Linked DNA regions of Homo sapiens: region 1 is linked to region 2. A link is a loop called in an ENCODE intact Hi-C map of the cell type or tissue named here. Cell type or tissue: natural killer cell. All regions are shown on one strand. Links, peaks and the distances in the headings refer to the core of each region. The heading gives the core; the rest is flanking DNA.

Region 1 (15,439 bases), core at 5,088-13,087, 140 kb before region 2:
GGAAGCTACTAGCCTTTTCAAAGCCTGGGTTTAGAATTCCTAGAATATCACTTCTATCACATTCTATTGGTCAAAGCCAGACATGAGGCCAGCCCCATTTCAAAGGCGGGGAGAAAAACTCCACCTCTTATTGTGAGGAGGGTACATGTATAAAAAGAGAGAATTGTTGGGGACCACCTTTGGGGACTGGCTTCCTCACCACCACCCCCATTATAATCGATTGAGCACCTACCATGGGTCAGCCAGGCCCCCAAGCTGGATGCTACAGCTGCAGGAAAGGGAGACACCATTGTCTCTGCAGTTGAGGAGTTTGGATCTCCCTGGATACTAAATCCCTTCTTTGCAAAAGTGTTGACTCTTGTCTTTCTCCTTTTGGATGTTGTAAGAAAATTCAGTCCTGCCTTAGGATAAGCTCACTGGGAATCACAGCACTCCAGAAATTCTAGATTTCATTGTCCAGACCCTAGAGGATTCAATTTATGGGAATCCACAAATAATGACATACAGTGCTTGCTAGGCACTCTCATGGAGGGTTTGCTCCCTTATTATGAAACCCTGTCATCCATCACATCATCACCTAAAGCCCTGAAATGCCTGGAAGCCAAATACAGGTTACTTCCCAGTCTGGCATAATGGACTCCCAGGGGTGGTGTCCCCAGGTCTCCCAGCATCTTTTCTTCCTGCCCCGGCTCCTGCAATGGTGATAACATCTGAGGGTAGATCGTGACTCCCAGACTTCTCCTACCTGGCTGCCATCAGAGCAGGCTTCACATTGAACCCTCCGCTTATGGGAACAAGGAGACAGTACCACAGCCCGTGGATTTTCCAGAAACGGGTGACACGTTGTCAGGTGATAGGATCACGCTTGTCTTGAAGAGAACTTCCGGCTTTCTTTCTCCCCACTCTGGTGCCACCCGCTTCCTGTCAGCCCCCAGAAGAAATATTTCCTTGTGGCTTGATGTTTTGTAGCAAGTGGGAAACTATAAAATAAGCATTTGCTTATGAATTAATTTTTGGCACACATGGGGCTCAGCAGGGCTCACGGCACTTTCATATCCGTCCTTCGAGTCCTTGCCAATTTCTATGTTCCTTCCTCCTAAGATGTTCCCACCAGCGCCTGGGGGAAGTTCCCTTCGCTTCCTCTTCCTTACAGAAGGACAGGGGCTGTCCTTACCTGGAATGAAGAGGAGGACAGGCTATCTTTGGACATACCTCGTTTTTTATTTTTGTTTTTTTTAAGCCAATACAGATGTTTTGGGATATATATGCTGACATGACCATAGAGAACCTCCTAGCACATTATGGGGATAGATAGTTAAACATTTTTTTGGACTAATTGCTTCTGGTTTCAGAAGCACTGGGAATTTCATGTATCAAATGGCTGCCCACGTCTATTCCTATGCCAAAGTCTAGTCTACAGACACACCCGAAAAGGGTTTTCTTTTCTGCACGTAAGCAGCTAGAGATGGAAAATGTGAGAAGTGCTCCGTCAGGAAACTGGCCTGCAAATTCAGCAGAGAGAGTGATCCCTGGTTCATGAGGCCTTTCCTACACCACACTCTTTTTTTTTTTTTGAGGTTGGCTTAAGAAATCAGCCCAAGAACAAGTGTTAGATAGGAAATCTCACATCCCTTCCGGAAGTCACCAACACAGTGTGGGAGGGACACGTTGGTTGGGCTATCTCTGACCCCAGTTAGCAAAGAGATGAGGGCGGAAAGGGCAATTTGATTTGCCTCTGCTGGAAATGGAAGGCCAGTTTGTGAGGAAGATCAGCCTTGGTTTGACAGGGCAGTCACCCTGAGGAGGAGGAAAAGATTGGTGTGTGAGCAAGTTACGTAAATGGGTGTTGTTTTTGGCAGGGAAGTCAGGAATGAGTCACTTCTGAGCGGTGTTTTCTAACCTCAGGTTTTATCCATGTGGGAAAGGAGTGAAGCCAGCAGTGGAGTCAGGGCAGCTCTCCTCCTGCACGTGGGGGTTCGAGAGCTGTTGGCATTAAAGAAAGAGGGAGGCAGTGACTTGTCCCCAGCAGGCGTCCCCAGAGACACTGCCCTTCTGCGGAAGCTGTGAGGGGTCAGCAAAGCCACCCCAGGTTGGCTCAAGGACCAGCTTGGCTCCTTTGAGAAATGGTGGCGTAAAGGTTAGGGACTCAGGGAGGACCCCCTGGAAGGAGAGAGCCTATCAACTGCGGGCCTCCAGACCACAATATTTGTGCTGGAATTCCAGCTCTGCCCCTGCCAGCCTTCAGTGACCTTGGGGTTTGTCAGGGCCACTTTGAAACTCAGTTTCCTCATCTGCAAAATGAGGGTTGGAAAAGCCTAGTCCCTTCCTTATGGAGTTACGAAGAACATGAGGGTAAAGTGTGTGGTCCGGTAGACAAGTGGAGCTGCTGCCAGGGCTGCTGATTCTGTGGTGTGGGTACAGCCTGGGCTCAAGCCCTGCCTCCTATATGCCCACCTCAGGACTCCTGGCGAAGTCCACCTCACTCATCCCACTGGTTCCTGACTTGGAGAATAGGATGGTGACGGTTCCCACCTCAGAGAACTCCTGAGATGTTTTCACAGACTATTTATAGAAAGCACCTCACGTGGCATCTGGCCAATACAAAGATCTCAAGATGATGTGGTTCTTATTTTTATTTGTTCATATATATTTTTAAGAGATAGGGTCTTGCTATGTTGCTGAGGCTAGACTTGAACTCCTGGGCTCAAGCATTCCTCCTCCCTCAGCCTCCTGAGTAGCTGGGACTATAGGTGCGGACCACCATGCTCGGTTCTAATTAATAATATTTTTATTTATTTTAAATACATGCTGTATTTTGTGAAATGTGTTTTCTGTCTAAAATCCTACTTCTGATATTTTCTATTTTTGCATAGTGGTTTATCATCCAGCAGGCCTGGGGGACGCTCTGTCTTATGTTATTTTCACACTCAATTGACCCAAGTCCTTCTGACTGTATATTAAAAATGATTTTAGAACTCCAGGACATTGGGAAATTTCATTGCCTTGAGTACAGGTTATTTAGGTTGGTGCAAAAGTAATTGCGGTTTTTGCCACTAATAGTAATGAGAGACATTCTGGGATGAAGCAGAAAGAAAAACAGCAATCTAGTCACTTCTTTGTGGTTTGAAGTGCTCCCTGGCCCAGGCCATTGTCTTGTCTGTCCTTTTTTCCTTTCCTTTCTTTCCCTCCTTCTCTTCCTTTCCTCCTACTTTATCTGCCTTTGACCTGAACACCTCACACCCTTCTTCACCATTCCCAGGAAACTGGACTGTTATTGAACAGGAGTCCTTGAGGATTATTGGTCTAAATCCAGGTCTTAAGGAGGAAGCTCAAAATTCAAAAGTCGTTACATTCTTAGGCATATCAGACTTGAGTGAGCCCTCCTGCAGAAGAAGATGGCAGTTCCCACAACTCTGCCCTGGTCATCCTTAGCGCAGCTCTCTGAGTGACGGCAGACAGTAGGTAATGCATGCACCTACTGGCATTCAGTTTCCCAGTTCGGGGCAAGAAATTACTGCAAGACTTGTCAGCATCATTCATCTGTGAGTCCCTCCAGGTTGGTGATAAGAGGCACAATCCCTTTGAGGTGGTCCCAGGGGAGAATGTGCATCCTGGTTCATGCTTCCAGAGGAGCTGGAGACCCAGCGTGATTTTTCTTATTTCCTGAGTAGCAGAGCCAACAATATGGGCAGAAGTGGACAGTTACATACATCTGCTTGTCTGGCCTTCCATGAGAGGACTACAGTTGTTGAGGGGGAAGGGGGAGGGGAAGAACTTTGGAAGCAGAATGTTAATCTCCTTCCTTTCTGCGAAACCTAGAAGCAGGAATTTGTTTCTTGTTCGTTTGTCTGTTTGTTTGTTTGTTTGAGACGGAGTCTCACTATGTCACCCAAGCTGGAGTGCAGTGGCGCGATCTCAGCTCACTGCAACCTCCGCCTCATGGGTTCAAGCAATTCTCCTGTCTCAGCCTCCTGAGTAGCTGGGACTACAGGTGCCCACCCCCACGCCCAGCTAATTTTTTGTATTTTTAGTAGAGACGGGGTTTCTACATGTTGGCCAGGCTGGTCTTGAGCTCCAGACGTCAAGTGATCCGCCCGCCTCAGCCTCCCAAAGTGCTGGGATTACAGGCGTGAGCCACCACGCTGGCTAGGAATTTGTTTCTAAGAGGAGATGTCTTCAGAGAGAACCTCAGGTTTTCCACAGTCTCCAAAATTTTACTAAAAGTGCAGAGAAAAATGACAGAGAAGACCTGGAAATTTTTGTAAAGTGAGGCATCAATTCATTTTATCCCACTGAATCCTCAACAGGTCCAGATATTCCTTATTTCTTTCTCTTCCTTCTGGTCTAGCAAGAGGTCTGTGCTCTTCCTAACTTTCTTTAGTGACTTCCGAGTGTGAGATGCCTCTTGGGAACTGCCAGGCAGAGGATTGGTCAGTCTTCCTCTGGAGGTTCAGGGATTAGTAAATGGTAGCCCACGGGAAAAATCCAGACAGCTGCCTGTGTTTGTAGATAAAGTTTTATTGGTGCATAGCTGCAGTTTTTCCTTTGGGATTGTCCTAACTGCTTTCCTGCTTCAGGGGCAGAGTTGAGTAGTTGTGACAGATAGCTGCAATGACCCTCAGCGTGTGAAATGTTTACCATTTGGCCCTTTGGAAAAATGTTTGCTGACCCTAGGGTTTGTTTAATCTTTACTATGTAGATGTTAAACTGCCTAAGGGAAAGAACCACAGTATTTCCCCTTTGTTCTGTGCTCCTCATCCCCTGGTATGGCAATTTTTAAGTAAATATTCACCAGATGAGCAATATCCTAAGTCCCAAGATATGTTGGCCACTTACTCAGCTAATAAATGGGAATTCAGGGAAACAGGCTGGGGCCTCCCTCCCTCCCTTCCTCCCTCTCTGTCTCCCTCCCTCCTTCCTTCCTTCCTTCCTTCCTTCCTTCCTTCCTTCCTTCCTTCCTTCCCTCCCTCCCTCCTTCCTTCCTTCGTTCCCCTCTTTCCCTCCTTCTCTCCTTCTCTTTCCTTCCTTCCTCCTTCCCTTTCTTTTCTTCTTTATCTCTTTCTTTTCCTTTCTCTTTCTGTGTTTTCTTTCTTTCTCTCTCTTTCTCACTGTCTTTTTTTTTTCTTTCCCTCCTTCCCTCCCTCCCTCTCTTCCTCCCTCCCTTCTTTCCTTCCCTTCCTTTCCCCTTTTCCTTCATTTTTTTCTTTCTTTTCTTTCTTCCTTTTGGTGGGAGCAGACAGGGTTGTTTTTTAAAAGACGTTTTCTTCCCTAGAGTCATCTCTGCTCTCCCCACATAGCCTCTGCCAGGATGTACTCCATCACCCCAGTTTACTATCTTTCAACACAGATTCGGGACGCAGACAAAGCAGGACATTCCTTAGGAAATTGTATATGTAGCCTGAGAGTCCAGACACCTGCGATTACAGACTTTGGATCTGTGAGCCCCCTCTGACCGTCCTACCCCAAAGCATCATGGTTTCAGGTTAGTCACTCCCTTATGGCTTAATGCTGTGCTATTTCTGTGCCTCCTACAAACGTTTTCCTAGTGGTAAACACAGGGACTTCTCAGGGCATATACGGTTGACCTTAAAACATCTGAAATGTTTTGAGGCCCCATCTCCAGCCTGTTTGCCTTCTTTTTCTACCGATCCCCTTGGGTAATCTCATCTACTGCCCAGGCCTCCAGCAGCCATTTATGCCAACACCTCCCAAAGATACAGCTCTCGGTCCCACCTCTCTGCCGATTTCTAGATTTCTGCTCAAATCCCTGATGGGCATCTCCACTTGTGTTAGCTATAAGTTAGCAGGACCCCATGACACTGTCATCTCCCTTCCTCCATTCTATTTGCCCTCTCGTGTTCCATAGCTTTCTCAGTGGACTCACCACCAGCCAAGGATACCCAAGCTAGAAGCTTTGCAGTCATCAGACTTCTTTTTCTCTTGCTTTTCTCCAGGAACTAATCTGTGCCCACTCTACCTCCTGGGAGTTTAACCATTGTTAGGACTTATAATGAGCCAGATAGTTGGCACTGTGAATTCAGAGTGGCCCAGCTGGGAATGGAGGAGCAGCGGTTTGAAACTAGGCACTGTTACTTCAGGATTCATATTCTTGACCACCAGGCTCGACCGCCTGCCAGCATAGGGCTGCTGAGATCTGCACCTGTCAGCCTTTTTGCCTGGATAACTGAGATAGCCTTTTAGTGGCCTCCTGCCTCTGGGCATTTCTCTCTTCCACGCGGTTGTCAGTGATGCCCCCCAAATGGAACCCTCACTACCTGCTTCCCCATCTGAACAGCCTTCTGTGGAGTATGGAGCCCATGGCCACCCTGATGGAACCCATCAGTGCCTCACGTGGTCTGGCCCCACCTGGGTTTCTCCACTCACTCCCCTACGCTTATTGTCCTGCAGCTGCAACTCATGCCTGCCAATCCCCAGCGGGGCCATGAACTCAGATGCCTTTGCTTCATGTGGGACGTGCCCTCATTCCCTTTGGCAGGCTCCCCAAGCCCTGATTGAAATGTCTCCTACTCTAGAAACTTCCTCTTGATCCCCTGAGGCAGAGATAATGGGTTGTGCTTCATTTACTGTAGTAATGACCACACTTCAACTGGAGCTTGACTGTAAGACCCGAGGGGGCAGAGACCAAGTCTGTCTTCACTCCGAGTCCCCTCGAGGAGCCTCCACACGTGCTGGATGAAAGGTCCTCAGTGTGTACATGATGAATCAGTGTGGATACTCCTACTGTATAAACTATTCTGGGAATTCACTGAGATAATATGTGGAAGGCACTCAGCTCAGCATGGAGCTTTTAACACATCGTAACAGCTCATCCAAAGCAACTCTGCTTACTTTTTGGTTGTTTATCTTCCCTCACCCACTAACTCGCCCAAGGGTGCACTTTCTTCCGGGGTCAAGTCTCCATCTGACTCCCCAGCACTCAGACTGTAAATGTAGAGATAGAAGTTCTGACCCAGTGTGGCCACCGTGTTACTTTAGCCTTCTTACCATTTTTGAATAGAAACATGAGGATGTGAAATGTGAACTTGTGTTGTTGATGATTATTGCCATTTTAAAGGGGACCTTCTTTAGGTGTGGGAGGGAATTGATCTGAGCCCATGGGAAATACATGTCAACTTGGAGAAATAGCCTTATGATGGCAGCAGTCCTCTTTTCTTCTTCTTTGTAATAATGATGGACAGTAGTGGTAACAAGTGCTCATGTACCACGGGCTAGCCAGGCGCCCTCACTGCATGGTCTCATCCATCTTCCTGGGGCGCCTATGTAGTAGGTACTGTTTTGATCCCTTTCTGCTAATGAGGAAATAGAGGATCCGAGAGGTCAGGTTATATGCTCAGAGTCACAGAGCCAGCTGGTAGTTGTTCCAGGGTTTGTTTTCTGCCAGAACGTGAGTTTGTAACCTCTCTACCATGCCGCCTCCTTACTCCACCAATTTTCCAGGCACAGACATGGCCGCTTCAAGGACTTTGCGTCTGTTTGCCAGGCAGATTGGAAGTTGTGCCTCCACATTTTGTTTTCTTTGGTAGTGGAGTCTTTGTGGGAGACACTGTGCCCTCCTGATAATCAGAAGGCAGCTCGAGTGGTCAGTGTATTTGCTTTGTTTATAAGGTCTGCCCATGAATTCTGGAGGAGGAAATCATGAAAGACTTTTCCTTTCAGACTGGGCATCTCATTTGCCAAATGACAATTATGTGTGCTACATACATGTACTTCCAGCAAGTTCCAGGTTCCCAGGTCTTAGGAAAGTTAATGACAGGAAGACTGTCCTACAGAACTTCCTCACTGTGGAAGAGATTGACAGCAGCTCATCTAATTAGGGCCGTTATGAAAAGTTGGATTAATAGCGATTTTTGTTTTTCGCTTGCGTCTAAAGAAGCATATGTTCTTTGGCATCATGTGATGGTTATTAGATCTCAGCTTTTGCCCGTTTTGCTCAGAGAAGCTAAATGCACCAGATACTCCCCACATCTGAGTCTTTACTGGTTGAAGAATATTCATGTTTGGGCGAAGGGAAAGGGAGGAAGGTCTTCTCATTTTATAAAGTGCCCAGCACTGTGCGTGGAGCCAGTAGGTACTCTATCTGGGCTACATGGAATAGTCCCAATTGCAGATGAGGAAACTGAGTCTGAAAAAAGCCATGTGTCTTACCCAAAGTCACCCAGTTGGCAGAGCTGGGATTTGAACACAAGGCCCTCAGAAGTCTCTCAGCTTTCTCCCATGCTAGCCAGCCTTTAAGTTACATGAGTACAATGTGAGGGAGCTATTCAGTGCCCTGTACCCACTTTGGAGCTCTGCCTACTAGAGAGCAGTGTCTATCTTGTTTTCGTTTGGGGTGGGAACAGGCTGCACTGGTTATTTGATCTGAGAAGCAAGTAGTCACTGCTTGGTTAGCCAATGAGTTTTAAAGGTAGACCTTTAAAATGGAGTGGAATGGAAGCACATTTTTTTTTAATAACAATGCATGAGCTTTTCCTTAATTTCTGCTGGTGTCTTTCTTGTGGGTAGCTTCCTCACAATTGTTAGAGGAGAGCTTGTCCCCGACAGAAGAAAGGCTCTTCCTCAGTTATCGTTTCTGTAGGTTTTCTGGAATTCATCTTGAGGGTAAGAGTGAAGGCTGGGATGCACTGCAGATAGCTATTGCAAACCCCTCTACTATTTCCGATTAGTGGATACGTGTGTGAGTTGTATGCCTGTCTTATATTTACAAGAGGAAGTATCCCGTTTAATTTTACTTTCACACCAAAAACCCAAGTGTTAAGAGAACGCGGTGTTTTAACACTCCCTCGGTTATCAGCTGCAGAGCGGAGGTTGTATATTGTCACATACAGTTTTTGGAGTATGTTTCTACATTTGTTACCTGGCAACATTGCTGCACTGGGACGCGAAGTTGTATTGGTTCCCAGCAGACCCTCGCTGTTCGTACTGTAGAAGGCAGAAGTTGTTTTCCTCCGCGGGGATTTAGAAGAGAAGGCACAAGGCTAGTGGGGTTTGGCTGACAGATGGGCTGATGCGCTTCGGTGACATGACCCAGAACCAGGCACTGGGCAGGGGATGTGGACTCTTGTCCTGTCCCAACAACAGCTCCCTGTAATGCAAGGTCACGTGGTAGACAAGGGTTAGTATTAGGTAACCTTGAATACTAATTCGTGATTCTTTATCTTCTCAAAGTAAAAACAAAAGAACAAACTTTTGTTCTGGTCATTTTATGAGTCATCTGAGCACTTGCAGAACCATAATGGCAAATAGCTAATACATGGCACCTTTTCAGTTGCTCACATTGGATACCCAATTCCCTGCCTTCATTTATGCATTATTGTGGTTTTGACCACCTACTGGTTCTGATGAGAGAGGAAATCCCGTAGTAGGAGTGATAGCCAGAGCATCTCTTGCTGAGGTGACCCCCTGAGCTGATTATAGCCCTATGGGGTATTTTGTTTTGCTGATACATAATACATTGAAAACACTGTATATAGAATTTTTTGAATGCTTAAGTGGGGCCTCCATATACACTGAGATCATTTTATCCCCCTACCTTCCACTGCACTTCACTGACACTTAACCCCGAAGACATTTGCATTGGAAACTTCGCATTATCTGTTTGAAAGTCCTCTCAGTTCAAGCCACACATTCTAAGACTCAGCAAAAGCTTATTGACACCAAGGGCATTGAATTCACCAGCACCTGTAACGTTTCTTGAAGAATGCTTGCTAGGGAAAAGTTCCCATGGTAACTGTTTTTAAAAGAGTTTTGTAGCATCAACAGGTTAGACAGGAAGTCAAAATCATGGAGCTCAGCAGCATCCCCTATAAGCACGTGCTCCTTTTTAACCACCCCTAACAAAGACACTGAAGCACCCTGTTCATAAGCCCTGATGGGCACTGGAGGGTCTGGCCAGGTTGGGCTGGATTTCAGGGGACCTGATTTGTGTTTCCCTGTGCAGTGCTCGTTTCCATCACCATCTTTAAGGAGGAGGCCTTTTCCATCCACTGGACTCTTACCATCGTGCCTGTTAAGGAACAAAAAGACAACTGCTTAGGCCTGGAGGGTATGTGGAAACCACCAGTTACCTTTGAATATACCTGTGGTGCTCGAACCTCCTTTAGAAAACCCAAGATGCCATTTTAATGATGCTTTGCTCTTGGGTATCAAATTTACTCCTTAATTTACCTCAGGAGATGTTCTAAGAGGAAGCCACAAGATTCCATACCTGCTGTTGTTGTTTTAGAGCTGGTGGATTTTTTTTTTTTTAATCCGCGGAGGAGGACTTGACCCTGTGGGTTCCTAACTTGGATGGCCATGCAGAGCACCCTTAACTTGGAAATCTATATCCTGCTGTTTAAACTTCAAGATGATTCCTATCTGGATTAAAGTCCTCAACCAGCAGGCCGAGGCAAACTCTAAAGAAAAACAAGGTCATGCTGCATTTTTTTTTGGTAAGCACAGGAATCAACAAAGAGATGTTATATAACTTCTATTTATATCCTCCTTGCTCACTATCTGCAGGCAGACAAGAGTCGCTGAGAAGGGATTTAATGAGCTCTCTGGGTTTGCTCACCTTCCTGAGCTGGTAGGAACCAGCTTGTTCTCAAATGCGTCAGTAAAGAATCTGGCTGTGGGTGGGCGGCCAGGGTAGGTGGACTGCGTTGTTGCTATGGTGTTTTTTAATTCCCCTGTCTCTCAAAGATCTCACTCCCCCCTTCCCTGACTCCTTCCTTTTGCCCCCTTCCTTTCTTTCTTTCTTTTTTTTTTTAAATCTGTAAGCTTCCTTGTTTCTCACACCTACTCATGATTCTTGGAGCTGTCTCCGGAAACAGAATATTTTCCCTCTCCTTCCTAAGTGCTCAGCTCCCCCATTGTGTAGCCCCGGGACATCAGAAGTTGTTTTCTAAGGTGTGTTTTTTCCACCCTCCCTTATTTCTTTTCCCATGATTTTTTTATTACCAATCCCTCCATGAGAGAGACCTATCCTAGGAGTCTTCCATCTTGCCTGATAGAAGTTTTCTCTGGCATATTCCAAATTCAGATTGCTCCAAAACCAGGTGAAGTCTGTTGCTAGTTGGACAGTCGGTATGGCCTGGAGGAGAAGGGCTGTTTGTATTTCCATGCATCCTCCTTTGTCCTCTTGCCCTGGGTGAAGCAATGACGTCTCTGTCTCCTCTAGTGCGTTATAAAATAGAACCGCAAGAAAACAAGAGAATGGGTTTACCCCACAATCATAATTCCTGGAGCTTGGGTAACTCCTGTTACCTGAAGGTTGCAGGTTGAAATGACTCAGCTTGCATTTAATTAAAAAAAAAAATGCTGCCCCATCAGATTCTCAGCAGGGACGACGAATGCACCTTGCTGAGAACCCTATGGCTGCCCAGGGAGTGGCCCCCTGCACCCTGGCCGGCCTGGTGGTGGCCACAGAGGCTTCTGAGATGGCTCTGTGTTGTCCATCACATTCCCACCAGAGCAGAGACACTTAGAAGATGTGAGTAGGGAGGTTAGGATGAAAAGTTCTTAGAAAAGAATATGTAGTTCCATGAGGACAGGCTGAAAAAATTTTTAAAAAGCCAAACCCACCTCTGCCTTGCCCAGAAGTTGTGCAATCCTTAATAGCAGTAGCCTGTTTGAATAATCAGAGGCAAGCTGACTTCCCTTTATTAACTTCTGTTAGAGACATCTGCATAAAATATCCCCGGATTCCAGACCAAGTAGGTAATTTTTTTTTCCCCTCTGAGTAACGGGAGGGACTTTCCCTTTGGAAATCTTCCAGCAGAGTTAACTTCATGGTTGAGACTGTTTTCTCATTATAAGGTGCCAACAGCTAGATTCCTGATGCAGGGACAGTGAAGGCGCCTCATGTACACACTTGGATCCCCTGCTTCCCTGAGAACTGACTTGATGTTCACAGTTGCCTCTGGTTCTTCTGCCTTGACCCTCCTTTTCACGGAGAAATCTATGCCCGCTCACATTTCCTGAGGTCCTCTGAGTTCCTCTTTGAAACTGTCAGAGGCTCTCTCAAAGTTTCTACCAATTTCCTATTCCTGGGTTTTAGACTTTTGATCAAGATGGCTCTGACACTGAAGGGGATAGTCCTGTAAACCCTCTGAAGTCTTCAAGCCTCGTTTTTCCCCTGGAATTCAGGACTTTAAAAATATATATATTTTATTGCTCTTCGAGGAGGATGTGTTGCAGTTGCCCTCACCATATGGTATTTGAGAAATATGTTTTTATTAGCCTCCTTGCAACACAAACCCACAAACTGTTGAGCCCAGAGCTTGTAGCTATCAAGTCTGGGGAGGGAGCCAGGTTTGGAGACGGAAGGTGCACAAATGATCATCCCTCCCGGGCTGTAGTTAATCATGCAAGCTGCTGTGTCACTGGGGCCGGGGTAGTTAACAGTTAACTCGATGGATTAAGGATCCTCAGCCAGGCTGAGCCCATCACAGAGTTACGTGCAAAAACCGGATAAGCCCGTAGAGGTGACAACACCACATCAGCTGCCTTTGGCTGGTCTGCGGTGTGCTGCATATTCCCACTTAGCAGGACTTTGAGCTTTCACATGCAGGCTTCTTCTGGCCATAAAGTTATACTTCAGCTGCCATGGATGCAAAGCTTGGCTTGAGTGTTTCGGAATTGCACCTCCTTCAGGATTATTGTTCATTCATTAATATAGTAAATTTTTTAAAAAGAGAGAAGAGGCCTTACTGTGTTGACCAAGCTGGCCTTGAACTCCTGGGCTGAAGAGATCTTTCTGTCTCAGCCTCCGGAGTAGCTAGAACTACTGGCTTGTGTCACCACAGCCGGCTTAATATAGCAGATGTTTACTTACTGAGCACTCCCTGGGTGTCAGGTGCTATACACATTGGCGTCAATACAGTCAGGGATGAGACCAACATAGCCCCTGCCCTCCAGGAGCTTACAGTCTTGTGGGAGACAGAGCTAGGAAATCAGCTCATCATCAGCTAAATCAGAGCTTCAGAGAAGTGTGATGGGGAAGCAAACAGGCGCCACGAAGCGTGGCCAGGGAGGGCTTCTCTGGGGAGATACCGTTCAAGCTGAGACCCAACAGATGCGAAGAGAAGGAGCTGTGTGAAGAGTAGCAGAGGGCAAGAGTATTTCAGAAGAGGGTTGGCTTGTGCTTGGGATGTTGGAGGAGCTGAGTGAAGGAAGCTAACGCGGTCTACCCCATGGTGGTCGGTCAGGGGCAGAGCTGCGGAAAGTATCTGCTCCACCAGGGTGATGGGCTTGTCATCAAGTCGGGGCTGGATGAGGTGATCTCTGTGGTTCCCGCCGATCCCTAGTCGGTGCTTCTAAAGGGCACCAAGTTGGCTTGGGCCTGTCCCCTGCTTGGATATGCGCTGCCGCCGCCAAAGCCCTAATATACAAAGCAGCTTTACCCAGATGAGTGCTGTGTGATTTCACCCTGCCCTGCTCTAACCGCTTGGCCATCTGTACATCTTACTGTCAGCTGCCAGGGATGCTCTCTGTGGCCGTGTGGAAGTTACCTGGTGGGCCAGCACACAGCAAGATGGGGATGCAGGGTGGGGAGACATGAAGAGTCCCAGAGCATTCTGCTGGGGACCAGACTCGGCTGTACCCGAGAGTCAGTTGAGTTGGGAAGGACTAGGGTTGACTGGGGGTGACTGCAGTCTTCATCAAGGAGGCACTTGCTTTGCTTGATGCTTTGCCACCTAAGCCAGTGTCCTTGCCTCCATCCGGCCTGAGTGGATTTATTTTTTTCGGCTTCTATGGCCAAGTGTCCTTGTCACAGTTTGTGTGGAGAGCAGCGAAGGGAACGTGGCTGGTGTAGACACCCTGCCGGTACTGTGCGGGCTCTCACCTGTTTTCTCTCCTGCACTCCTTGCAATAGAATCTCAAGTGGTTCTCCTCCTCTTTCTCCATTGCAGATGAGGGAACTGAGGATGGAAGTTAATAAATGAGCTGTCCAAACCCACCCAGTTCCTAAGTCACCCCTATGCGTATGTTTCTACCTTGCTAAAGATGCAGGATAGAGATCGCTTTCACTGAGCCGTGTGACTGCACAAACACAGAAAATGGGGGGGGGGTGGCAAGGATTATTCTTGGCATCTGTATAAATTTCAAGTTGAATTCCCTGGGAACCTCGGAGCATTGAGGACAGGAAATGTTGGTTGGTGTTGATTCATTGTCCCTCAGGTACACAGAATGGAAATAAGACCTGGGGAGTTGTTTCCAGAGATCGACTCCCCTGACCCTGCAACTCCTGCTTCAGCCCTCGCTCTCCACGATGCAGATTGCCACCCCCATGGAGGAACAGCACCCAAGTCACTGCCAGGTCCTCAGCACTGGACCCTCCTCCCGGGAAGAGGACTTGATGATAGAATTTTCCAAGCACCTCTTGCATCTGTCTTTTCAGGGTTCATGAGACAAGGTGGAGGTCTGATGAGAAAGTCTTCATGTCCTCCTGGCCACAGTTCCCACAGTGATCATGTGGGTGAGCTGAGACAGGACCTGAGAGTTTCACAAGAGCCACCAGAGGATACTTGTCATTGAATCATAGAACCAGCCCTGGAAGCCACCCTCAGAGGCTAGCATGTGTCTCCTGCAGCCCAGACATGCAGTTCACATTGTTCATTCCTTCTTTATGGACTGAGATTTTAAAGCCCTCTGATTCCTTGGACAAAAGTCCTTCCTGAGATCTAACCAAACTCTCCTTTGCTTTAGAGTACCTTTTTAATAAGCCTCATATTGGCTTGAAGAGCCACCAGAACACCTTCTTGCCCTCTTGGAGGATTACCAAGGAGCTTCCTACCACAGTCCCCTTCCACTTCAGGCAAATTTTGATGTTGCATCTATTTTACATCTGTTTTCAAGGGTATCGTTGATTTGACACTCCACTGGTCATCTTTGTTTTGTCTGGAGGCTTTCCAATCTTCATGACTTGGCTGGAAGAGACAGACGGCTGTGCCGTGTATCCCCACAAAAGATACTGGCCTTTGGCATCTGTTTGACTATTGAACCCAGAGAAAATTTGGAGTCTCCTTAACTTCTTGTTCCTGGGTCAGAGCCACAGGGTCCTCCAGGGTGGTGGCTGACCTGCTTCTCTGAAATCTGGTTTTACTGTTGAAAATTGCTGGAAACAGTGGTTGCCAGTAGCCTGCCTACACCATCAGGGGCTTCCTACGATAATACCTTTAATTTTTTTTTTTTTTTTTTTTTAGGAATTACTGTTTGTTGGTTGAGTTGTTGTTGAATATGTGTGAAACTGTTAGCGTTCTGATCCACACAGGGTGGAGGGGGACCACGCTGCTTACCAGATAGGGCAGAGCTTTCCCAGTAAGTCCCAGTTCCCGTGGGCACTGGGAGACAGGAAAGGAGAGCTGTTGAGCTTTCTGTCTCAGAAGAAAGGTGTTTTTTCCCCCAATTAAAAACATTTTTTTTTTTTTTTTTAGAC
Region 2 (15,439 bases), core at 2,645-10,644:
ATTTGTATCAACCCAATACTACCTAGGAAAAAAGATTTGTTGGTATGTGCTAAACAAACTATGTTTACATATACACATAATAACATCAGGACCAGGTGTGGTGGCTCATACCTATAATCCCAGCACTTTGAGAGGCCAACCGGGGGAGGATGGTTTGAGCCCAGGAATTTGAGACCAGCCTAGGCAACACAATAACACCCCATCCCTTAAAAAATTAAAATAAAAATTAGCTGGGCATGGTGGTGTGCACCTGTAGTTCCAACTACTCAGTAGGCTGAGGTGGAAGGATCACTTGAGCCTGGGAGGTTGAGGCTGCAGTGAGCCGTGATGGTGCTGCTGCACTCCAGCCTGGGCAATGGAGTGAGACCCTACCTCAAGAACAGAAAAAGAAAAAAGAAAAGAACGTCAGGTGTGCAGCTGTCTGTGTGTGTCTAGGGTGGTTGGGAACTAGGTAGATGGGGTCAGGGTTGTGAAACAATTTTTAAATTTTCAATAATATGCATATTACCTGTTCAAAAATTAAATCAAAACCAATATTTTTCCCTAATCTAAGCCTAGATGATATTTACTTTACTTCTGATTATGTATCTCTTTAATGACACATTCTTTAAAATTATATGTTGTGCTAGAAATGTAAGATTAATTAGGTTTGGTTGAAATTCATTATTGAAAGAGTAGGTTACAAAAATTAATCATATTCTTGACACTTCTTACTCAATTTTGGCTTTCTTTGTATAATTCTTCTTTATACTTCTACTTCAAATATAACCCTTCTATGTTGCTTAGAAATCTGTGAGAACATTCACTGATCAAGGACCCTAACCTTGTCACTGAAGAATTTTAATCAATTTGAAGTTTTTATGAGCATATAAACGTGTTAAAGTTTTTTTTGTTAAAGTTTCATTCTTTATCACGTACATGAAGTTCTACTAAAGAAGTTAATTGGCCATCTGCATTTCTTATCTATTTTTCCTCTTAAAGTGGAATATAAAATCCTACTTTTATCCTAGGATGAAAAATCATTCCTTCAAGTGGTAAGATGTCTTCAGTGCATGCAAGGATATTTTCCTGACTGTATAAGATTCTCACCAAACACCACCATATTTCTTTTAGAGATCTTTTACTTTGTATTTAACAAGAACTCTTTTTTTCTTTGACACGATTAAGGTTTTATTCCAGTTAATCGCAAACACAATTTAACCTTCAGGAGTTCCCTTTTAAAAAGTTTGCTCTTTCACTTCACTCATTATACATCCTCAGCCCACCCTGTAGATGTATTTTGGAACACTTCACATAATTATTAAGTAATTGTATCATTTGTTCTTTCATGTTTGTCTTCTGGTAGCTTCAAGGATAGGAACCAAATCTCTCCTATTCACCGTAGTTACAGTCCCCATGCCCCAAGAAGTCTAATGAATTGTCTTGTACATAGTAAATTCTCAGTATGCAGTATATTTGTTGAACAAATGAATTGCCTTTGTCTTAACATCTTAACGTCTATTAAAATTACAAGCTCCTTGAGATTAGAGACTGTTTCAAAGGAGTTGGTTTGGTATACAGCTAAAACAGTATAGAACCAAATTACATACTTAATTCATTTATCATGAATGAAGCAATCACACATCACTGGCAACAGTAATATTGACAGACCCATAATCAACATCCTTGAAGTAACAGAACATTGCTGGCTTGACTAAAAATAATACAAATTTCAAATTATATTTTGTGTCAAATAATTCTGACAATTTTTTATGCTTCACTGAGAATATTAACCTTTGCAATGAGGTGTTATCCACTTCCAAGATAGGTTCTACATGACCTATATGAAATAGAGTTTACCTCCAGTAGGCAGTCTTTTCATAAAGCCCAGCAAAATAGTGTGAGGGTTGGATACTAAAAGCATTTACAGTATGTACAAGTGGAAAAAGTGTATCATCCATTCAAAACTGTTTAATTTTCCTTGGGTTGTTATAATGACAACTTCCTTAACCTGATAACAGATTTTTAAAAATGTAATCATGTATTTATTTTATGGTTTGCACAAGATGTACCTTTAGTACATCCAGATTTTCATAACCCGTCAAACAGTTTTTCAGTATGTGTTATGGCAGGATATTCTAGAACTGCCAAGAAAAGTAAATTCACAGAGCTGCCTGCAATTCACTAACTATAACAAATTAGCATAAGCAGCTCCATTTTAGAAGGCACGGCTTTTACAAGTTACACAGAAAAATAATGTTGGGTTTGCATTTCTATCATTAAAAACTGCCCTTGCCATGAATGGTTACACTGTGAATATTAAACACAGCCCAGATAATTCAGTGTAGCTCGTCTGTTTGAGGTGGAGCTCCTTAATGAAACATTTGGTTATGATCTGAAGACTAACTAGGAAAACTAGCTAACAAGCACCTATTTTTACGGAATTTTTTCTACTTTAAAAAAAAAAAACGCATATCAAATAAAACCTCTCAACACTTGTCAGCTCTCCTGTGAACATACCATATAAATGGACTGGCACCGGCTGCCAGAGAAAACGAAAGGCCAAATTACTCTCTCCCACCCATGCTGTGAAGTTCAGAGAGAAATCTGTCCTAGACCCAAACCACACAGATAGCATACAATGCACCATTTAGCAAGAATGAAAGAATGGATAAAATTCTTCAGATTTCTCTGCACAATAGCAAAGATCTTATTTTGTTAGTCACCATCACAATTTAAAAGGCCTCTGGTGGTTGCTCACAGAACAAAACAAAGGTATTTTCAAATATCTAATTTGCTTAAGCTCTGTTCATTCTGGCCAAAACTCCAAAAGGCATAAAAACTGTGGCTGCAGGCTTACCTTATTCCAAACATATCCGCAGTGCCGTCAGTTGCCAGTGTCATACTAAAGAGGTCTCATCAGTACCTAGAATAAATCAATCAAGGAAGTGAATTTAGAGTCTGGGTTTTGATTCTGGGAAACATGAAACTGTTTATAACCATCCTGGGAATACTATTTTCGAGCAACCTGGGCAATATAGTGAGACCCTGCCTCAGAAAAAAAAAAACATATCTTTTTACAGAACGGAATACACTATTGGCCAGCTTCGGAATTTTGTGAATGCAGCTGCTTGGAGGGCAGGACCTTCGTTCACCCCTTCCACTCCAACCCGTGGAGAAGGTTGAAGGGACTGTCAGTGCCAGCCTGCTTTATGGTGGGCGAGAGAGTGTGGGGATGGGGGCAGAGATGCAAACTAAATAAGGTTTAAAGAGAAATTAGAAGATGCCTGTCCTGCCATGGACCGTCACAAACAGGCTCTTATTTTTCTGTTGGACTCTAAACTTTAATTTACCCACGTATTCTCTCTTCCTCAAACTCAGAATGTTAGACTTACCCTTCACCCTCCCTCGTGCCTCCTCCCCAAGCACTTTCCCACAGGTATTCCCTATTGAAACACAGGTGGTTGCCCATGCTGGAAATTTGGAAATGTCCCAGTTACAGCCCTTTTCAATCAATCACCAAGTCCAGGTGAATCTACCTCTTTAATAACGTCAGTGTTTCCAGTTTTGTGCATCCCTACAATGGCCACCTAATGCAGCCCATTCTGGTCTCTTTCTTGGATTTTGATAACAACTTCCTAAATTATCTTCCCACCTCCAAGTTGTTACCACTCCTTTCTGGTCTTTTTTATTTTTTTTTTTTTGAGACACGGTCCCACTCTGTCGCCTAGCCTGGAGTGCAGTGCAGCAAACACTGGTCACTTCAGCCTCAGCCTCCAGGGCTCCAGCGATCCTCCCGCCTCCTGAGTAGCTGGAACTACATGCGTGCGCCACAATGCCTGGCTAATTTTTGTATTTTTAGTAGAGACGAGGTCTTGCCATGTTGCCCAGGCTGGTTTTGAACTCCTGAGCTCAAGTGATCCTCCCACCTTGGCCTTCCAGAGTTCTGGAACTACAGGCATGAGCCACCATGCCCAGCCCCCTTCTAGTCCATTTTTTTTACACCCACATCGATTCTTCCCCCGTGCTGATCGTATCATTCCCAAACTTAATATCTGACATTCAGAGTCATCGTGTTTTTTCCCCATCTTATTTTGACCTCAGTTTACCTCTCTCGTTTTATCTTGAGCCTCTTCTGCGCACAAACACCAAAACGCTCTACTTTTTGGTTGCCTGAGAGCAGCGTACCAGATCAAAACCTGGGAACTTCGTATTTGTCCTTTTCTCTCTGCCAGGAATATCGTCCTCTCCATTTGCCCAATGAGCCCCACCTCCTCATCATTTTTACCTCTGTGGAAATCCCTTCCTTCCAGAAGCCTCCACTCACTTCTGATGCCAAGGAGCTTCTGCGGCGCCCTGCACGCACCTTTACAGATGCAGGTGGCTGTTTCCTGTGTTAGACTGCAAGCTCCCGTGAGCTGGGTCCATTGCTCATCGTTGACTTGGCCTGGCAAATAATGACTTGGCCTGGTAAATAATCATTATTTGGTAAATAATGATTACACGAACAAATGTAACTAAGACATCCAGATACAATCTAATGCATTTCATGCAACTCGTGTAACCAAGTGAGGTTTTCCAGCTGTTTCAGCTTCTATTATAACTTACATTACAGAACTGGGGTGTCCCAAGCACCAGATTATAAGAATCACCTGAGTCACTTGACAAACTAACAGCATCCTGTCTCTTAAAGAGACACACGGGAAACTGGTAAAAGTGAATCTGAAGGAAAAAACTGGTGATCAGAACCAGGAATACACTTGTTTTTCACTGCATACCCTTTAGATTTGCCTTGAGTTAAAAAAAAAAAAAAAAGAAAAATACACACACAAACACACTCTCTCTCTCATTTAAAATAAATATATTTACTTTATATATCTTATATATTCATATATTGCTGGAAGAATACACAAGAAACCAACAACATTGAGCACCTCCAGGTAGGTGAATTGGGATACTGAGAGAACAAAGTTGGGATAGAGACTTTATAATGACACTCTTTTATACCTTTTGGAATTTCCCATCATTTTAAATGTATGACCTGGTCAAAAAATTTAAAAATTAAACAAAATCACAGGCTGGGCACAGTGGTTCATGCCTGTAATCCCAGTGCTTTGGGAGGCCAAAGTGGGAGGATCACTTGAGCCCAAGAATTCAAGACCAGCTTGAGCAACATAGCAAGATTCCATCTCAACAACAACAAAATTTTAAAAATTAGCCAGGTGTGGTGACACATGCCTGTAATCCCAGTTATTTAGGAAGACAGGATGGGAGGATCGCCTGGGCCCAGGAATTCAAGGCTGCAGTGAGGTATGATGGTGCCACTGTACTCCAGCCTGGCAAGACTCTGTCTCTTAAGTAAATAAATAAATAAATACACAGATTTTCAGACCCATCCCTGGATGTTCTGATTCATGAAGCTGGAAGTGGGGCCTAAAAAAATCTGTATTTTTAATAAATTCCCTGGGTAATACCTATGATCAGGTAAGTTTGAGGAACACTGTTAAGGTTGGACTTGATCTTAGAGATCATCTAATCCAGTAGTTCCCAAACCTGGGCATCATCCTTGACTTAATCAGAATGTCCAGGGAAGGGTCCAGGGAAACCAGTGCTTTAAAAAGTGCTCCCAGATGATTCCAATGCAGGCACTGGCTTGCAGCTTGCATTGGGACCCATGACAAGAGTGCCATCCATCACCCAACCAATACACGAATTGCTTCTCAGTATCGTATGCACAGAAATGTCTCCATCATTATTGCAGCTGGCCTTCAAAAGAGCCCTTGGCGACTCTCCCTTCCTGGTATTCATGCCTTTATGTAGTTTCCTCCCACACTGAGTAGGGCTCACCTGTAGAACCCATAGGATATTGTGGGAATGATGGAGCGTGGCTTCCAACACTAGGCTGTCAAAGATATTGTGGCTTCTGCCTTGTTCTCTCTTGGCTTGTCTGCTCTGGGGAAGCCAGCTGCCATGTTACGAGGATGCTCGGGGGCCACATGGTGAGCAACTGAGTCCTCCTGCCAATCACCAGCACTGACTTGCCAGTTACGTGAGTAAACCCTGTTGAAAGTGGCTCCTCCAGTCCCAGGCAAGCCTTCAGTTGACTGCAGCCAGGGCTGACATCTGGACTGCAATCTCATAAGAGATCCTGAGACAGAACCACCAAGCTGCATCACTCCTCCATTTCTGGCCCATTGAAACTGAGTGAAGTAGTAAATGCTTAATATTGTTTTAAACTGATAACAGGGTTTTTTGGGGGGAGGTGGGGTGCAGGAGATTGTCACACAGCCGTAGATAACTCATACAATCATATTTTCCCACAAGTGCATTTCTTACCAGTGGCCCCATTTCCGTTTCATCTCCCGTCTGGAAAAATATTCTCTTCCCCAAGCCTGCAAGTAAGGTATTATAACATATTTGCTTTCACAGGTTGAGTGTTAGTTTAGAGTGCCATCATGGGGCTTTCTAACTTGGGCAGCACAACTTCTCAAATACTGTCAGTTAGCAGTGGGGAAACTCGTCAGTCTTACTTCCTGTGGTTCTCTGTGGCTTGGCTTGAGTGGATGGGGAAAAACCAAATGATCTTTTTTTGTGGTGATGAAGTGCTGAGCCCTTGTCCACTGTAGGCCCAGTTCTGGCATTCTCCATGCCCACTGAGGCCTCTCTCTGACCTTTCCCTACACATAGAAGGCAGGACAACTGTAAATGCTCTTTAGCTTGTGATGTGATGTCTGTGCATTACATCTGCCAGATTCTGGATCTTGACCTGAAAATATTGGTTTCTGTTTTGACAGAGGAGATGGGCACCTGATTTTCATCTGGAAAATGATATGTGTGCAACATTGCCAGTATCAGAAAGAGTATTTCATATGCAATTACCCTCCAAGCCCTAGGAGGACTTTAAGTCCTTGGAAGGAAGCCAACCTACTCACTGTCCTTGATGTCATCTACAAAGTCAGAATGGTAGAAATCACATTAGACTTCACTAACGAATCATCAGCCAAAGTCTTAAAACAAATATGTGCATTTGCTTCATGCCAGCTCTTCCTTTTTTCTGCCAGTTTCTGACAATTATGGTCACTTAGCTTTGATCTCACCGGACACCTGATTATTTAAAAAGCCAAAATCCTAAACCCACTGGTGTTATTCTGCTTGCAGATAAAAGCAAAGGTCCATTTGTGAAACATCAAAAGGAATTAGGAAAATGTGGGATGTGTGTTGCTTGGTGTTGCCTAGCAATATGGTTAGGGCACAGGAATCACAGAGAGGATGAAATTCACAGCCACAAGGAAATCATATTATTCATAATAAACACACACACGCACACACACATCCTGACATCTCTGCAAGAATGTTATAAACTGAGTACAGAATTATAGTCACAAGTAGAATAATCTTCGGAGCACTGAAGAATAAACATTCTAGTTGATTGGTTGCTTATACTTCAATGTCTATATGAGTACATCACTCACTTAAATGCAAAAGCATTAAATGCCTGTGAATGGAGTTTACAATATGTCTCATAGACATGAGCTCTGTCAGTATAAGTAAAACATACATTTTAAACCAAATATATTAATATGTAAAACGATAGGACAGAGTATTTAATATATAAAAACAACTTTAAGCTCTTTCCTCACCCTTATTTCAAAATATCTACGTTTACCATGAATGTTCATAAGGGCGGTGGTAAAAAGCATGACCATCAAAGTCAGGTGCTTGTTTTCAAATCCGGACTCTGCCTTTTGCCATGTGACCATGAATGGGTTATTTAATTTCCCTAAACCTGCGTTTCCTCATCTATCAATTTGAAATGATTGTACTACTAAATTTATAGGGCTGCTGTGAGGATTAAAATAAAGGAATCTGGCCGGGTGTGGTGGCCCACGCCTGTAATTCCAGCACTTTGGGAGGCCAAGGCGGGCAGATCATTTGAGGTCAGGAGTTTGAGACCAGCCTAGCCAATATGGAGAAACTCCGTCTCTACTAAAAATACAAAAATTAGCTGGGTGTGGTGGTGGGCGCCTGTAATCCCAGCTAATCAGGAAGCTGAGGCAGGAGAATCACTTGAACCCGGGAGGTGCAGGCTGCAGTGAGCCAAGGTCGTACCACTGCACTCCAGCCTGGGCGGCCTGAGACTGTCTCAAGAAAAAAATAAAAATAAAAAATTAAAAATATAAGGGAATCTATGTAAAGGATGAGTACAGGGCTTGGTTCTACAAATATATTGGCCTTTCTACTTTTTATTATTAATAGTACTGTATTGTTATGCAGAAGGCCTCTTGATTGCTCTTCAATAAATATAGATACTACCAATTAAGCCAAGAAAATGTTACAGGTAGAATTTTTGCCTGTAAGGGGGCTTTGGGGTGTTAGGAAAAGGAGATTATAGCCTCTAGTCCCTCCCCGCCCTATCAATTGTTCTTCCAAAGTCAGAGCCAAGCAACTTGAGTCCAAGAATGAGACGCAAGCCTCCAACATGGCCACTCACTGACGGAAAACTCCCATTCCATGAGGCTGTTCCATCGTAGGGCTACACAGACCAGTATTCTCCCAGCTCCAGGCTCCCCTCCCAGAACAACTCACTCCTGTATCCTGCATCCTCCCAGGTTACAAATCTGGGAGTCTTCTAAAAGGGCTTCCACCTTTCTTCTTTGTAGCTGACCTTGGAAATGTTCTCAGTTCTGGGTAGAGCTTTAATTTCCTCCGTAAGTACTGCTTTCCCAGGCTATGACTGCTTTGCCAGGTTATGATGATGGGAACCTGCAAGTGTGGAAGAAAGGGAGGCATCAGCTGCCTCTTCTGCTTGATCTAGGAGCTCTACTTCCTAGAAACATTTGTGTCCTAAGATATTGGTGAGACAGAATCAGACCAGCTGAGCTACCAGCCTTCCCCTAGGGAGAGGTTAACAGTTAATAGAACACCCTGAGAAATAATATGTGTACCCAAAATAGGCAAAATGTGAAGAGTGAGTGACTTGTAAGAATGAGAAAATTACATGGATCCCATTTTAAGATTCAAAAGTCAGTCAAAAACCAATTGTAAGGCCAGGTGCAGTGGCTCACACCTGTAGCCCCAGCACGTTGGGAGGATGAGGTGGGGAAATTGCTTGAGGACAGGTGTTTGAGAGCAGCCTGGGCAACATGACCAGACCCTGTCTCTACCAAAAAAAAAAAAAAAAAAAAAAAAAGGTCTTAAGAAGAGACATTTTAATGTATTCTTAATATCATTTTACTTGCATGAATTTGGGAAAGGTTTTTGTTTGTTTTCTTCCAACCAGTGAACTATTTAGGACAGAACTAACTTACAAGTCCTATTGCTACTTATATGTTTACGAAAGTTCATTTATTAAGATAGAATAAATGCTTTTTTTGGCTTTTAAGAATCGTTGAAACAACATGGGGTTAAAAATAGAAGGGCCCTATTTATAGTAGAACAAAAAGACTAAATTCCTAAGCTTAAGAAGTGAACAAGAGCTATATGAAAAGACTTTAAAATGCCACTGAGGATCACAGAAGAAAACTTGAACTAATGGAAGGATGTATGTATTTTTAGATAAAAAGACTTAACTATGTAAAGATGTCAATTATTCCCAATCTATAATGCAAAAGCTCAATTTTAAAAAAGGACTTTTAAAAACTATACAAGCTCATTATAATATGGAAAAATAAAGAAGCAAGAATATTCAGAAATCCTGAAAATAAAAAAACAAGGGTTTTTTAGTTGTATCAGATATTAAAATATAGTATAAAGCTCTAAAAGTAAAAGGGTATGGTATATGAATAGACAAGGCAACTCGATGAATTATAAATGCAAAGTCCAGAAATTGACTCAAATACAAAAAGAAATTTAGTATATGATAAAATGCCACCACTTACCAATGGAAAAGGATAGTCTGTTCAATAAACAATGTCAGAGCAACTGAGTAGCCCTCTGGGGAAAAAAATGAGAAAGTTGTATCCAAGCCTTACATGTTTCACCATGATAAATTCCAGATGAATTAACATTTTTAGAAAGAGCAAAAGGGAAATAAAATCATGAGAGCACTAGAATAAGCCATTAGATAATCTTTAAATATAATCTTGGAGTATGCTTTGAAGCATAGAGTAAAAGCCAGAATCCAGGCTGGGCGCAATGGCTCATGCCTGTAATCCCAGCACTTTGGGAGACCGAGGAGGGTGTATCGCCTGAGGTCAGGGGTTCAAGACCAGCCTGACCAACATGGTGAAACCCCATCTCTACTAAAAATAAAAAATTAGCCAGGCATCGTGGTGCGTGCCTGTGATACCAGCCACTCAGGAGGCTGAGGCAGGAGAATCCTTTGAACCCAGGAGGCAGTGAGCCGAGGCTGCGCCATTGCACTCCAGCCTGGGCAACAAGAGCAAAACTAAAAAATTGATTCTTCAGGACTTTCAGGTTAACTTTGTGTTTATGAGCCCCATTAAAAAGTGGGCAAAGAACATTAACAGACACTTTTCAAAAGAAGACATCCATGTGGCCAAAAAGCACATGAAAAAAGCTCAATATCACTGATCATTAGAGAAATGCAAATCAAAACTACAATGAGATACCATCTCACACCCAGTCAGAATGGCAATTATTAAAAAGTAAAAAAACAACAGTCTGGTGAGGTTGCAGAGGAAAGGGAATGCTTATACACTGTTCATGGGAGTGTAAATTAGTTCAACCATTGTGGAAAGCAGGATGGCGATTCCTCAAAAAGCTAAAAGCAGAACTGCCATTCAACCCAGCAATCCCATTACTGGGTATATACTCAGGGGAATAGAAATCATTCTACCACAAAGACACATGCACATGAATGTTCATTGCAGCACTCTTCACACTAACAAAAACATTTTTACATTCACAATAGCAAAGTCAACTTAAATGCCCATCAGTGACAGATTGGATAAAGAAATGTGGTACATACACACTATAGAATACGGCACAGCCATAAAAAAGAACGAGACCATGTCTTTTGGGGGAACATGGATGGAGGTGGAGGCTATTATCCTCAGCAAACTAATGCAGAAACAAAAAACCAAATACCACATGTTCTCATTTATAAGTGAGAGCTAAATGATGAGAACCTATGAACACAAAGAAGGACTGGGGTCTTCAGAACACAACAGACTCCGGGGTCTACTCGATGGTGGAGGGTGGAAGGAGGGACAGGATTAGAAAAGATGGCTATTGGGTACTGGGCTTAATTCCTGGGTGATGAAATAATCTGTACAACAAACCCCAGTGATATGAGTTTACCTATGTAACAAACCATCACATGTACCCCTAAAATAAAAGTTAAAACAAAAAAAAACTTTGTGTTTTAAGGAGCTGTGTTTTAAATGTCTATCCTCCAAGCAAAGAATATGCCAAATACAGCATATTTCCTCTTCTAAGTGTGTAGTGTTCTACTGTTATATTATCTGATTTAATTTTTCAGGTGAGAGCTATCATTAGGCAGAATTCTGGGATGGCCTCCAAGTTCACTTGAGTTTTATTAGGACACGGCCATGTTGCTGTGCACAGTGGCTCACGCCTGTAATCCCAACACTTTGGGAGGCTGAGGTGGGCAGATTCCTTGAGGACAGTAGTTCAAGACCAACCTGGCCAACACGGCAAAACCCTGTCTCCAGTAAAAATACAAAAATTAGCCAGGTGTAGTTGCCCGCACCTGTAGTCCCAGCTACTCAGGAGGCTGAGGCAGGAGAATCGCTTGAACCCAGAAGACAGAGGTTGCAGTGAGCTGAGATTGTGCCATTGCATTCCAACCTGGGCAACAGAGCAAGACTCCGTCTCAAAAAATAAAAATAATTTTAAAAAAGAACACAGACATGTCCATTTGCTTTTATGTATTATCTATGGCTGCTTTTGTGCTACAACACAGAGTAGTTGAGAGGAGAAGCTGGATGACCTGAAAGACCTGCAATCTGTACTATCTGTCCCTTTGTAGGAAGTTTGCAGCCTCTGGCTTAAACCATTTTGAGTTGGGTCTCTTGGGGGTGCTCCTGTGTGCTGTTTAATCCCCCTCCCTCGACTGCAGTCAGGACCTGTGAATATAATCCATTTCACTCTTTTGATTAGATTACATTATATGAGACCCTCTTAGCAAATTGGATAGAGCCATTCTCCAGCTGAGCTTAAAGAAGTGAGGTGTCTCATGGCGAGGGGCATGTGGTGGGCACGGAACTGTGAGTGGCTTCTAGGAGCCAAGAGTGACCCCCAGCTGACAGCCAGCAGGAAAACAGGGACCTCCATCCCACAGCTGCAAGGAACTGGATTCTGCCAACAACTACATAGGCTTGAAAGAGGATTCCACGCCCCAGAAGAAAAGCCTCGTGACACCTTGATTGTGGCCTTGTGAGACCCTGCATGGAGGACCTCAAGCGTTGCTTGGATGAGCCACAGAAACTGGGAGGTAGTTTGTATGTTGTTTTAAGCTGCGAGCTATGTGGCAATTTGTTACATAGCAATAGGAAATGAATGCAGATCACGATGTGGGTTGCCTGCCTAAAAACAACCACTCACACACACACCTCACCTGCTTTCTCAGTCTTAGGAAGTGAATCAAATCTTTTAGGAGGCATCTAAAAAAGCTTTCCCTGCCAGACGCGGTGCCTCAGGCCTGTAACCCCAGCACTTTGGGAGGCTGCAGATGGGCCAATCACCTGAGGACAGGAGTTTGAGACCAGCCTGACCAACATGGTGAAACCCTGTCTCTACCAAAAATACAAAATTAACCGAGCATGGTGGCGGGTGCCTGTAATCCCAGCTACTTACTTGGAGGCTGAGGCAAGAGAATCGCTTGAACCCAGAAGGTGGAGGTTGTAGTGAGCCAAAATCACGCCACTGCACTCAAGCCTGGGTGACAGAACAAGACTGTCTCAAAAAAAAGAAAGAAAGAAAGAAAGAAAGAAAGAAAGAAAGAAAGAAAGAAAGAAAGAAAGAAAGAAAGAAAGAAAGAAAGCTTTCCATGCTCCTAGAAAGGGGACACAGGAAAGAGACATTTGTGGCCTTTAGACACTCTTATGTGAAGACATGATGTGTGGGGGGCTGTGGTCATCTCATGACCGGGAGAGACCAAGACTGGGAACACAGCCCGCACAAAGCTGAGCAAGCAGATGGAATGAATTGAGTTCCTGGATTGAGATGTGAAGCTGCTGAATCAACTAACCCTGAAGCTTACGTTGCCTGGAACTTCTTGTTACTAGTATGATGGTAAATTCAGTGATTGTTTAAACTAGAGGTCAGCAAACTACAAATCCTGCTCACCACTTGTTTTTGCAGGTAAAGTTTTATTGGAACCCTGGCATGTTCAGTTGTTTACCCATTGTTTATGGGTGTTTTCATGCAACAACACAGAGTAGTTAAGACAAGAGGCCACATGGCCTGCAGAAACTACAATCTTTACTATTTATTCCTTTAAAGGAAAAGTTTTCCAATCCCTTCGATCATTTTGAGTTGGGTCTCCTATCATTTGCACCTCAAAAGCATTCACACAATATTTGATCAGTTTCATTCTGATGAAAAGTGGTAACACTAAACTATACCTGATAATAATGACTCTCTTAGTCCATTTGGGCTGCTGTAGTAAAATACCATAAACTGTGTGGCTTATAAATAGAATTTAATTTTCTTACTCTGCTGGAGGCTGACCTGTCCAAGACCAAGGTGCTGGCAGATTCTGTCTCTGGTGAGAACCCATTTACTGGTTCATAGATGGCCATCTTTTCACTGTGTCCTCACGTGGCAGAAGGGGGTGAACCAGCTCCCTTGGCCTCTTTCATAAGGGCATGAATCTCATTCATGAGAGCCCCACCTTCATGATCTAATCATCACCAAATACCTCAACTCCTAATATCATCACCTTGGGGGTTAGGATTTCAACCTATGAATTTGGTGAACGGGGGCACACAAACATTCACACCATAGCAATGACTATGCGTGTTTTTAAGCAAAGCTTTATTGAAGCATTATCATACACATATAAAAGTTTGAAAAATCATTATTGCACAGCTCAATGAGTTTTCAGAGTGAATATGCTGGTGTACCATCACCAAACCCCAGAAACCCCTTATACCCACCTCAGTCACTATATCCCCCTCCCTAAAGACAACTACCCTTCAGACTTCTATGAGAATAATCTCCACTGACTAATTTTGTCTGTTTATGAACTTCATACAAATGGATTTATAAATGTGTATCCTTCTGTGTTTGGCTTCTGTTGCTCAGCATTCTGTTTGTGAAATTCATATCTGTTGTGTGTAGCAGTGGTTCATTTATTGTCACTGTTATGTTCCATGGTATGAATATATCATGATTTATTTATCCATTCTACAGTTGATGGATGTTTGAGTTGTTTCCAGTTTTTGACTATTATGAATAGCACCGGTGTGAACAATCTAATGTTTTTGTGCACATATACACACCTTCCTGTTGGAGTGAAATTGTGGGTCATTCATACATGATTTTTACTGGGGTTCTAAAAGTGATTCAGTGTCCAAAGGTATACAGTTTACCTGAATAGAAATTTCGACTTGTTCCCTCTTGACTTAAAAATCAAAGGTAGGGGCCGGGTGTGGTGGCTCACACCTGTAATCCCAGCATTTTGGGAGGCCGAGGCAGGTGAATCACCTGAGGTCAGGAGTTCAAGACCAGCCTGCCCAACATGGTGAAACCCTGTCTCTAGTAAACATATAAAAAATTAGCTAGGCGTGGTGGCCCACACCTGTAGTCCCAGCTACTTGGGAGGCTGAGGCAGGAGAATCTCTTGAACCCGGGAGATGGAGGTTGCAGTGAGCCAAGATCGAGCCACTACACTCCAGCCTGAGCAACAGAGTGAGACTCTGTCTCAAAAAAAAAAAATCAAGGTAAGGCCAGGCATGGTGGCTCATGCTTGTAATCCCAGCACTTTGAGAGGCCAAGGTTGAGGTCAGGAGTTCGAGACCAGCTTGGCCAAGAGGGTGAAACTCCATCTTTACTAAAAATACAAAAATTAGCCAGGCATGGTGGCTGGCGTGTGTAATCCCAGCTACACAGGAGGCTGAGGCAGGAGAATTGCTTGAACTTTGGAGGCGGAGTTTACAGTGAGCTGAGATTGTGCCACTGCATTCCAGCCTGGGCGACAGAGCAAGGCTCTGTCAAAAAGAAAGAAAGAAAGGAAGAAAGAGAGAAGGAGAGAGAGAGAAAGAGAGAAAGAAAGTCAAGGTTAATTTAGCAGAGTATTGGGCTCAAAAGATCATATATAATCAGGCGGCAAATGAATTGAATGAAAAATTAAAACAATTAAAAACAAACCAATTTCCCCTCCAAAGCCTAAACTATTGCTGTAAGGAAGTTTCAAGCTGTCTGCTTAGAGACTGGTTTTTTAAGCAGCTGAATTCAAATCAGTATTTCTTTTGGAACGCTGGGAAGGCTCAGATGGATTTGAAATGTTGCTGAGTCACAAAGGCACATTTTC

What was found. Peaks named below come from ENCODE experiments on the same cell type or tissue, not always from the same donor. Only the 100,000 strongest peaks of a DNase experiment are listed, where the experiment ranks them.
Region 1: it touches region 2 in a loop (6-fold over the local background); 3 of 110 quality-filtered maps call a loop at or near these places.

Annotation. Positions count from the first base shown.
Region 1 is chr3:4,739,987-4,755,425 of GRCh38, forward strand. The region is part of intron 44 of ITPR1 (inositol 1,4,5-trisphosphate receptor type 1); the gene reads left to right. EGOT (eosinophil granule ontogeny transcript) reads right to left here and starts at 11,604. Exons shown (of 2, transcript NR_004428.1): 1 at 10,960-11,604; 2 at 9,206-10,024. RefSeq lists a silencer at 8,803-8,995 and enhancers at 9,657-9,726, 14,292-14,401. In natural killer cell, for the core only: no CTCF peak of the experiment used is centred there; DNase peaks (open chromatin) are centred at 8,905, 10,585 and 11,175; H3K4me3 peaks cover 400 bases; H3K27ac peaks cover 2,967 bases.
Region 2 is chr3:4,882,884-4,898,322 of GRCh38, forward strand. LOC124906209 (a long non-coding RNA gene) reads right to left here and starts at 4,736. Exons shown (of 5, transcript XR_007095795.1): 1 at 4,268-4,736; 2 at 2,840-2,905. It overlaps BHLHE40-AS1 (BHLHE40 antisense RNA 1), which reads right to left. Exons shown (of 3, transcript NR_125916.1): 3 at 13,926-15,439. In natural killer cell, for the core only: no CTCF peak of the experiment used is centred there; a DNase peak (open chromatin) is centred at 6,478; H3K27ac peaks cover 1,719 bases.